Regions from separate parts of the Homo sapiens genome. Here region 2 is linked to region 1. A link is an interaction called in ENCODE POLR2A ChIA-PET data of the cell type or tissue named here. Cell type or tissue: B cell. All regions are shown on one strand. Links, peaks and the distances in the headings refer to the core of each region. The heading gives the core; the rest is flanking DNA. Region 1 overlaps DLAT (dihydrolipoamide S-acetyltransferase). Region 2 overlaps PPP2R1B (protein phosphatase 2 scaffold subunit Abeta).

The links. ChIA-PET counts read pairs that join two places held together with the same protein. Peaks named below come from ENCODE experiments on the same cell type or tissue, not always from the same donor. Only the 100,000 strongest peaks of a DNase experiment are listed, where the experiment ranks them.
Region 2: POLR2A ChIA-PET joins it to region 1 with 10 read pairs; 2 of 35 experiments call an interaction of 5 or more read pairs at or near these places.

Annotation. Positions count from the first base shown.
Region 1 is chr11:112,048,377-112,053,759 of GRCh38, forward strand. It overlaps DLAT (dihydrolipoamide S-acetyltransferase), which reads left to right. Exons shown (of 14, transcript NM_001931.5): 11 at 2,858-2,973. It also overlaps a transcript of PIH1D2 not described here. Among named protein-coding and RNA genes, the nearest start is that of PIH1D2, 23 kb to the right of the region's middle. In B cell, for the core only: no CTCF peak of the experiment used is centred there; a DNase peak (open chromatin) is centred at 2,555; H3K4me3 peaks cover 685 bases; H3K27ac peaks cover 3,735 bases.
Region 2 is chr11:111,756,635-111,762,017 of GRCh38, forward strand. PPP2R1B (protein phosphatase 2 scaffold subunit Abeta) reads right to left here. Exons shown (of 15, transcript NM_002716.5): 4 at 4,185-4,417; 5 at 3,170-3,317. Among named protein-coding and RNA genes, the nearest start is that of PPP2R1B, 7.1 kb to the right of the region's middle. In B cell, for the core only: no CTCF peak of the experiment used is centred there; no DNase peak of the experiment used is centred there.

The sequences.
Region 1 (5,383 bases), core at 225-5,224:
ATGGGGTTTTCTAACTATACAATCATGTCATCTACAAACAGACAATTTGACTTCCTCTTTTTCTATTTGAATACTCTTTATTTCTTTCTCTTGCCTGATTGCCCTGGCCAGAACTTCCAATACTATGCTGAATAGGAGTGGTGAGAGAGAGCATCCTTGTCATGTGCCAATTTTTGAGACTGAGTCTCACTCTGTTGCCCAGACTGGGGTGCAGTGGCGTGATCTTGGCTTACTGCAACCTCCACCTTCCAGGTTCAAGCAATTCTCGTCCCTCAGCCTCCCGAGTAGCTGGGATTACAGGTATGAGCCACCAGGCATGGCTAATTTTTGTATTTTTAGTAGGGACAGGATTTCACCATGTTGGCCAGGCTGGTCTCGAACTCTTGACCTCAAATGATCCACCCACCTTGGCCTCCCAAAGTGCTGGAATTACAGCCATGAGCCCCCATGCCTGGCCTATTTCCAGGTTCTTAATTCCATTCCATTAATCTCTGTATACCCTTAATGTCAGTACCACAGTCTTGATTACTTTAGCTTTGTAATAAGTTGTAAAATCAGGAAACGTGAGTCATCTTTGTTCTTTTTTCTCAAGATTTTTTTTTTTTTTTTTTTTTTTTTTTAAAGACAGAGTCTTGCTCTGTCACCCAGGCTAGAGTGCAGTGGCGTGATCTTGGCTCACTGCCAGCTCTGCCTCCCGGGTTCATGCCATTCTCCTGCCTCAGCCTCCCAAGTAGCTGGGACTACAGACGCCCACCACCATGCCCGGCTAATTTTTTGTATTTTTAGTAGAGACGGGGTTTCACCGTGTTAGCCAGAATCAAGATTGTTTTGTCTGAGTCCCTTGCAATTCTAAGTGAATTTTAGGATTAGCTTGTAAATTTCTGCATTGAAGCCAGTTGACATTTTGATAAGGATTGATTGGATGTATCTGCTGATCAGTTTGGCAAGTGTTGCCATCCGAAGAATATAGTCTTTTCATCCATGAACATGTAGATGCCCCTGTATTAGTTAGGTGTTCTTCAGTCTCTTTCAACAGTTTTTTTATAGTTTTTCAGAGTGTAAGTTTTGCACTCTAAATTTGCATTTGTTAAACTTATTTCTAGGTATTTTATTCTTTTTGATACTACTCTAAGTGGAATTGTTTTCTAGATTTCATTTTCAGATTGTTCATTGCTACTATATAAAGGTATGATTGATTTTTTTTTTTTTTTAAGACTAGTCAGGTATACTAGTGAGAAGGGCGGAAGAGTAGAAAAGAAGTTAGATTTATAATGGACTCTGAGCAATCAATTGAGATAACAATTCATTTTTCTATATTGATCTTTTTTTTCATATACCTGCTGAAATGGGATCTATATTGACCTTGTATCCTGCAAACTTGCTGAAGTCATTTATTAGTTCTTACAGTTTTTTAGTGTATTTCTTAGGTTTTTCTGTAAACAAGATAATGTTATCTGCAAATAGAGATAATTTTACTTTTTTCATTTTGACCTGTATGCCTTTTATTTCCTTTCTTGCCTAATTGCTCTGGCTGGCGCCTCTAGGCAATGTTGAATAGGTGTAGCAGAAGTGAACATCTTGTCTTGTTCTCGATCTTTGGGAGAATAAGTCTTTGGTCATTAAATAGTTGTGAGGTTTCCATAGATCAGGTTGAGCAAGTTCCCTCCTGTTCCCAGTTAGTAAGAGTGTTTTGATCATGAAAAGGGGTATTGAATTTTATCAAATGCTCTTTCTGTGTCTGTTGAGATGATTATGTGTTTTTTGTCCTGTATTCTGTTAGGACATTATTACATTAATGGATTTTCAGATGTTAATGGAAATTTGCATTCTTGGGATAAATCAGATTTGATCATGGTGAATGATCCTTTTTATATATTGCTGGATTTTATTTGCTAGCGTTTTGTTGAAGATTTTTACATCTATATTCATAAGATATTAGTGTGTACTTTTTTTTTTTTTTCTTCTAATGTCGTCTTTGGTTTTGGTATCAGGCTAATCCCGGCCTTACAGAATGTGTGGGGAAGTGTTTCTTGCTCTTCTTTGATTTTTCTTTGAAAGAATTTGTGAGGAATTGATATTAATTCTTCTTTAATATTTGGTAGAATACTGACGAAGCCATTTGGGTCTAAGCTTTTCTACATGGGTAGTTTTTAAATTACCAGTTCAATCTCTTTGTTAGTTATAGGTCTATTCAGAGTTTTTGTTTCTCCTTGGTTCAGTTTTGGTAGCTTGTGTCTGTATGGTTGTTCATAGTATTCCCTATAATTCTTTTTACTTCTGTAAGGTAGATAGTAATGTCCCCTATTTCACTCCTAATTTTAGAAATTCTAGTCTTCTCTCCTCTTCTTGGTCAGTCTAACTAAACATTTATCATTGTGGTTGTCATTTGATTGATCTTTTCAAAGAACCAAATTTTGTTATTGTTGAGATGAATGAAAATGATGACATAACATACTGTAACTTATGGGATTATGCTAAAGCAGTGCTTAGCAGGAAACAGCTGTAAGAGTCCGCATTTAAAAAGATGAAAGAACCAATGTTTGGTTTCATTTCTTTCTTTCCACCTCAGGATATTTGTATATTCTCTTTCTCTTCCTCCTTTTCTCACGATTATACAGTTTTACTCTTTGGTGAGAGAATTTAGAAACTACAGTTGTCCGGGGAGGGAAAGCATTAGGAAAAATAGCTGATGCATGTGAGGCCTAATACCTGGGTGATGGGTTGACAGGTGCAGCAAACCACCATGGCACATGTTTACCTATATAATAAACCTGGACATTCTGCACATGCACCCTGAAACTTAAAATTAAAATTAAAATTAAAAAAGAAGAAACTACAGTTCTTCTTGTCTTTCCAGATATTAGAAGGGAGAAGCAAAATTTCTGTCAATGACTTCATCATAAAAGCTTCAGCTTTGGCATGTTTAAAAGTTCCCGAAGCAAATTCTTCTTGGATGGACACAGTTATAAGACAGTAAGTATAACTGGGGAAGATATATATCCATCGGTAGTTTTCTTGTATTATTTAATGTGTGAGTGGAGTTGAGGGGATAAGGAGAAATGGAATACAGAGAGGCAGATGACTTACATAGGTCAAACAACTTGAAAACAACACAAAAATGTTTATGAGTTACTGCTTTTTACTTTTTTTTCTTACTGGCCCCAATTTTCAACCTTGTTTTTGTTTTTGTTTTTGTTGTTGTTGTTGATTTATTTTTTAAAGAGATAGGGTCTTGCTCTGTTGTCCAGGCTGGTCTTGAACTCTTGGGCTCAAGCAATTCTACAGCCTCGGCCTCCCAAAGTTCTGGGATTTCAGGTGTGAGCCACAGTGTCCAGCCTGCGATATTGCTGGATTTAGCTAGTAAAGGCTATAGATTCTTTGTATGAGTTCAGCAAAGGGAGATTAGTGAACAAATATGTGTAATTAAGTTGATAATGACTGTCACAAAGCAGGGTTAAACAGATGATTTTCATTCTCCTGAACTTTACGGGCAAAATTAGAACAGTAATTGTTAATAATACAATGGTATAGAGTAGTATGGTACTCAGTGTGTCTCTTTTATCTCATTCAATTCTCATGACTATCTTATGATTTAAGTGCTTTCACTTCCATTTCTAGATAAAGAAACAGACTCCGTGAGTTAAGTAACTTGCCCTGAGTTAATAAATTAGTGTTAGGACTGTGATTAGAACCAAGATTCTGACTCCTAAGCCTATTCGTTTCTTGCTGTGTAGATGCTTCTATGTTATTCTTATTCTGAAAGGAAAAAAACAAACTTTTTTCCTTTGTACTTTGCTGTCACACAGTCACAGCACCGCTTCTGTGACCAGATGAGTAGAGGCAGGGGTGGGGAGGGTTTCCCCACACACCAACCAAACAATTAATTCTGCAGTGATTTCCTCTAATTCAATTCAATTCAATTCTGGTGCTGTCTACCTGTAGATAGTGTCAGATCCCAAAGATTGAGGGCTCAGTCCTACAAGACTGCCCTCACTTCAGATGCCAGTCAAAAGTGTAGGCCACTCATACTTGTAACTGACTGGCTACAAACTTGTTGCTGTGACCTCTTCCTTGGGTTTGATTAACTTGCTAGGACAATTCACAGAACTTGGGGAAACACTTTATGTTTATTATAAAGGATATTACAAAGGATATGGATGAACACCAGATGAAGAGATGGCTAGGGCGAGGTTTGAGGTGGGGTGGTGCAGAGCTTCCATGTCCTTTCTGGGCATACCACCCTTCCAGCACTTCCACAGTTCAGCAACTGGAAGCTCATTAAATCTTGTTGAAGGGTCTTAATAGAGGGGGCTGGGGAGAAAAAGGAAAGGAAGAAAAAAGTCTTTGTAGAGTTTGATCTCCAGGATCTCCAGCCTACATCTCCCTCCCCTTTCCCTTAGGTCAGTGGGTAGAGCTAAAAGTTCCAACTCTCTAATCCTCTAGTCATTTTGACCCTTCCAGTGACTGGCGCCATCCCGAGGTTACTTAGGGATCCCACCCTAAGTATCCGTCATGGAGCTTATTATATAAGGGCTCATTATAAATAACAAAACATACTCCTATCACTCAGGAAATTCCGGTTCTAGGGGCTCTATGACAGGAACTGGCAACATGGGGACAAAGACCAAGTATATATTATACCACACTTACTAATATTTATTAATATTTTAGGGCCGGGCTCACACCTGTAATCTCAGCACTTTGAGAGGCCGAGGCAGGTGGATCACTTGAGGTCAGGAGTTCGAGACCAGCCTGGCCAACATGGTGAAACCCCATCTCTACTAAAAATACAAAAATTAGCTGAGCGTGGTGGTGCATGCCTGTAATCTCAGCTACTTGGGAAGCTGAGGCAGGAGAATTGCTTGAACCCAGGAGGTGGAGGTTGCAGTGAACTGAGATTGTGCCATTGCAGTCCAGCCTGGGTGATAAGAGCAAAACTCTGTCTCAAAAAAATATTTTCCTAATAAATATTAAATTTAGGTTAGAATACTGCTCCATGGCTTAGAGTGACTTGTTCTAACCCTTAATCTGAGGTCAGTTCCCAGGAGGCAAACACAACTGTTTGTTTTTTTTTGTTTTTTGTGTTTTGTTTTTGTGACAGAGTCTCTTTCTGTCGCCTAGGCTAGAGTGCAGTGGCGTGATCTTGGCTCACTGCAACCTCCGCCTCCCGAGTTCAAGCAATTTTCCTACCTCAGCCTCCTGAGTAGCTGGGATTACAGGCATGCGCCACCACTCCCAGGTAATTTTTTTGTAGTTTTAGTAGATATGGGGTTTCACCATATTGGCCAGACTGGTCTTGAACTCTTGACCTTGTGAGCCGCCCACCTTGGCCTCCCAAAGTGCTGGGATCACAGGTGTGAGCTACCACGCCCAGCCCTTAAAC
Region 2 (5,383 bases), core at 178-5,177, 290 kb before region 1:
CAAAAACAAAAATCAGTTGGATTTAAATGTCGAAGATCAAGGACAGAATAACTTTGAGGAAGCTGTGGCTAGAAAAACACAGAAATTAGAAAAGTATGGGATTAATGAACTCAACTTTCCAAATGTAAACAGCCAATGTCAACGTGACACCTACGTCCTTTGAACAAGTGGAAAATATACAAGACAAATCAGTGAGGGGCCAGGCACAGTGGCTCATGCCTGTAATCCCAGCACTTTGGGAGGCCGAGGCAGGCGGATCACCTGAGGTCAAGAGTTCAACACCAGCCTGGCCAACATGGTGAAACCCCATCTCTACTAACAATACAAAAATTAGCCAGGCATGGTGGCACGTGCCTGTAATCCCAGCTACTCAGGTGGCTGAGGCAGCAGAATTGCTTGAACCCAGGAGGCAGAGGCTGCAGTGAGCCGAGATCGCGCCACTGCACTCCAGCCTGGGTGACAGAGCAAAACTCCAACTCAAAAAAAAAAAAACACCGAAAAAAAAGAAACATCAATGAGAAATTAGAAATTGAGACTGTAGATTTGTGTATTATACATATATAAGGTAGAATCTTAATACATGTAAACATTAGCACCCAGGAGAAATAGGTAAAAAATTTTAAGTGTGTACAATAACAGTTATGTATATACGTATACACATACTTGAGAGACATAACAGTGACTCCAACTTCCAAAATATTACAAATCTTAGAAACTGTGTATCAACAATAACTGACTATATGCCAAAGACACACACATTCCTCTGTATGCAGGTGCACAGGCTAAAAAAGACAGGACTAAGTTCTTGGTAGTGACTACACAGATATTTTTGAATTTCGAAAATGATGCTAAATCATGGGACTGCTAATCAACTACTGAAATATAAGCTAATACATATTTGTTAAAAAATTACTTCTCTGGTCTGGTGCAGTGGCTCACACCTGTAATCCCAGCACTTTGGGAGGCCAAGGCGGACAGATCACAAGGTCAGGAGTTCGAGACCAGCCTACCCAACACAGTGAAACCCCATCTGTACTGAAAATACAAAAAATTAGCCAGTCATGGTGGCAGGCGCCTGTAATTCCAGCTACTCAGGAAGCTGAGGCAGGAGAATCACTTGAACCCGGGAGGCAGGGGTTGCAGTGAGCTGGGATCATGCCATTGTACTCCAGCCTGGGCGACAGGAGTGAAACTCCATCTCAAAAAAAAAAAAAAAAAAATTACTTCTCTTCCAGAACTTCGTTTTCTCTCCTACACCTGTTCCTCTTCCCAGAATTTTCTCTATCTTAACGATGACACCATCATCCACCCAGTTGCTCAAGCAAAAAATCTAGGAGATCTTGATTCCTCTCCCACTGATCCAATCCAATAATACTAACCTATTGATCCCACTTCCAAACTGACATCCAAATCCTTTCCATCTTCACTACCACCCTATTAACAACATCATCTCATGCTGAGACTTGAAATGTGGCTGGTACACGTTATTTACACTCAAATAATAAGATTTTGGAAAATTTTGGTCGAATACAAATATTGTTAATTTCACCTATTTCTTTTTTCTTATAAAAACATGGCCAGTAGAAAACTTAAAATCAACAGGTAGCTTACATTATATTTCTGTTGTAAAGCACTGTTTTAAACTATAACATTTAGGTAATAAAAGTGCAAAGAAGGCCGGGCACGGTGGCTCACGCCTGTAATCCCAGCACTTTGGGAGGCCAAGGTGGGCGGATCACAAGGTCAAGAGATGGAGACCATCCTGGTCAACATGGTGAAACCCCGTCTCTACTAAAAATACAAAAGTTAGCTTGGCGTGGTGGCATGCGCCTGTAGTCCTAGCTTCTTGGGAGGCTGAGGCAGGAGAATTGCTTGAACCCGGGAGGCAGAGGTTGCAGAAAGCCGAGATTGCACCACTGCACTCCAGCCTGGTGACAGAGTGAGACTCCTTTTAAAAAAAGAAAAGAAAAGAAAAGAAAAAGTGCAAAGAAAACAAAGGCTGCGCTTACCATAAAAGTCAGGATAATGTTACTCTTAAGGAAATGGAGTGGCAAGTGGAGGAGGAAAGAGAGATTGTGTTTGAAAGGGAATCCATGGAGGGATTCTGGGATAGTGGCTGTCAAAGTGATGTCTCCTATCATAGGTGATCGTTAACAAGTTGGTATTACCTTCTAATAGTTCATTAAGTTATACATTCATTTTGTACATTTATTATTAGAATAAAAATTCTAATAATTTTTAAAATTATTTTCAAAGTAGGATTTAGATCTTTAGATTTAGGATCTGAAAATGAGACTCATTAATATGTGTCCTGGGGCTTGTGGTCCTGTACACATGAAGCGATCTTAGGGCAGGCAACATGCAAATTAAAAGCCCAAAAGGACTATTCTAGAGTCCAGGAACTCTGGGAGCTGATCCTATTAAGCACCATTACAGAGAAGCGGGACAGCCTAGCTGTGAAGGGCACAAATTCTGGAGCCAAACCACCTAGATTCAAATTCTGACTCCACTACTGCTAACTATGCAAACTTCAGCAAGTTACTTAAACTTTCTGTGCCTTTGTTTTCTAATGTGTAAAATGGGCTATCTCATGGGGCTGTTGTAAGGACTGAATTACTTAATACACATAACTACTTAAAGGCAGAGAAAAATTAAGTACTTCATTTGGATGTTTGCTAGTTTTATTGTTATTTCTACACCAAAGAGATCTAGATCTTCAGAATTGAATACGATTATGTGAAGTAATCCCATACACTACTATAGAAGAAGCAGAGAGTCAAATAGCTTTCCTAACACATTCTAAGCTTATTTATCTGAAAAGTCAAAAATTCCAGGAAACATTACTCCCTCATATTACAATACAGCCAGCAATTCCCAAAGGTATGTTACCCTCCATGCAGCTTTGGTCTTCCTTTCTAATTATGGCTCCCATTTCCTCTCTGACTCCCCACTCTTTTAACAGCTGCTAATGTAAGAGAGAAATCATGGTCTGGTTAAGAAAGAAACATAAGAACATTGAGATAAGCATGTTACACTTTAACCAGGCCAGAATCAGCACTAATTCTGTAAAAAGAATCCTAACAAGAAAACTAAAACTCCCCAAAGAAATTCTGAAAATTTAGAGGAAAGGAGCATATCTGTGTCCCTTAAATACTAAGAGTTAGTTTACCTGTTCATCTGAAGCTAGACTAGTGAACAGTGGAACAATTTCACTTTTCACACTGTCTAATTCCAAAACTTTTGCAAATTCACCCAATTTGGAAGCAGCAGCACGTCGTACCATTGGTGTGTCATCTGAGCACAAGGAACGGAATTGCCTGCAACATAAAACAATGAAGGTATTTCCCATCAAATAACACTGAATAAACCTGCCCCCCATACACACAGACAGACTTTTAGAGGTTTTATCTTACAATAATCAGTGACTAAGCTTCTACTTATAGAAGTAACAAAAATAAAACATATTCAACTGGATAATAAAAAATGACATCATAGGCCAGGCATGGTGCCTCACACCTGTAATCAAAGCACTTTGGGAGGCCCAGGTAGGAGGACTGCTTGAGGCCAGGAATTGAAAGCAGACTGGGCAACATAGCAAGACCCTATCTATATGCCAAAAATATTTTTGTTGTTGTTTGTCGGGGGCTCAAGTGAACTCCCACCTCAGCCTTCTGAGTAGCTAGAAATACAGGCGGGTCCCACCATGCCCAGCTAATTTTTTTCTTTTTAGTAGAGACAAGGTCTCACTATGTTGCTCAAGCTGGTCTTGAACTCCTGAGTTCAAGCAATCCTCCCACCTCAGCCTCTCAAAGTGCTGGGATTACAAGCATGAGCCACTGCATCCAGCCAGAAATTTTTTTTAAAAATTAGCCAGGCGCAGTAGTGTATGTCGGTAGTCCTAGCTACTTGGAGGCTGAGGCTGGAGGATCACTTAAGCACAAGAGTTCAAGGTTGCAGTGAGCTATGATTGTGCCACCGCACTCCAGCCTAGACAACAGAGCAAGACCTTATCTCTTAAAAAAAAAAAAGAAAGATGTCATAAATCCTACTATCCTAGTATCAGCCACTCATTGGTAACAAGGTACTATGTAAATTGTCAGCTACAAGTCCCCAGTAATCCCAAATAACTCATAGCTTACTACCTGATTTCTGCTTTAACAAGGCAAAAAAATACCATGGCTTACTGTCTGATTTCTGCTTTAACAGCATTTGATGCCCTGGGATAGCAAACGCTGAACAAACCACATGCAGATGTGCGAGAGGTGAACCAATCCCCACTTGCTAAGCGTTTCACCAGAGGTACAAAATAAGCTTCCAGAGCAACAGGAGTATGCTCCTGGGAGATCTGTCTCAGGGACTCCACAGCCTTGTCACGAACAACAGTCTCTTCCACAGTTGCCAGATTTTCCAAAGGAGGCTGAATGGATTAAAAAGGAAAACCAGAGAAGAAAACTTATTGAATCAGGTTAGAAACAGATAATCACCTTTTAAAGTGACTGAAGGGAGGTGGTACACGTAACCAGAATGTTAGCTGCATCATACCAAATGGTTACTTTCAGCTCACACAGTGATAACATATGGTGCGGCCAACCCAAAGACACGACTTCTGTAGAAAAGCCAAGATCTCGTGTCCCAGATGGCAATTCCCAGATGGTGTCTACAAATGACACAGTGTAAAAGACTTGACACAATATTAATATTACTGTGAGTTGAATCACTAGGTTTAAAAGATACATAGCCAAATTCAGACAGGATCATGTATATTTCCTCAAGAGTAAGTACAAAACTATGACCAATGTTAGGCACCACAAATACAGGATAACAGCTTGTCAGGTCACTGAGTCCACAGCCTTTTCAGTATCTTTCCACCATTCCCAGAGGTGCAAGCAACCCTTATCCACCATCTCCATCCCATCCTTTTATCCAACCTATAAAATGCTGAATGCAAAATTGCTTTTTTCAGAACACATTCAGCAACTTTCCATTAGCCATAGGGCAGAAAGGAGTTTCTGACAGAACAATCAAGTGAAAACTACAGAGACTGGCCAGGCACGGTGGCTCACACCTGTAATCCCAGCCGTCGGGAGGCCGAGGTGGGCAGATCACTTGAGGTCAGGAGCTCGAGACCAGCCTGGCCAACATGGTGGAACCCTGTCTCTACAAAAAATACAAAAATTAGCCAGACATGGTGGCACACGCCTGTAAACCCAGCTTACTCAGGAGGCTGAGGCATGAGAATCACTTGAACCCGGGAGGCAGAGGTTGCAGTGAGCCGAGATTGTGCCACTGTACTTGAGCCTGGGTGACAGAGTGAGGCTCTTGTCTCAAAAAAAAAAGGTAAAGTACAGAGATGGTAGGACACCTTGCTTACAGCTTTAGAAAT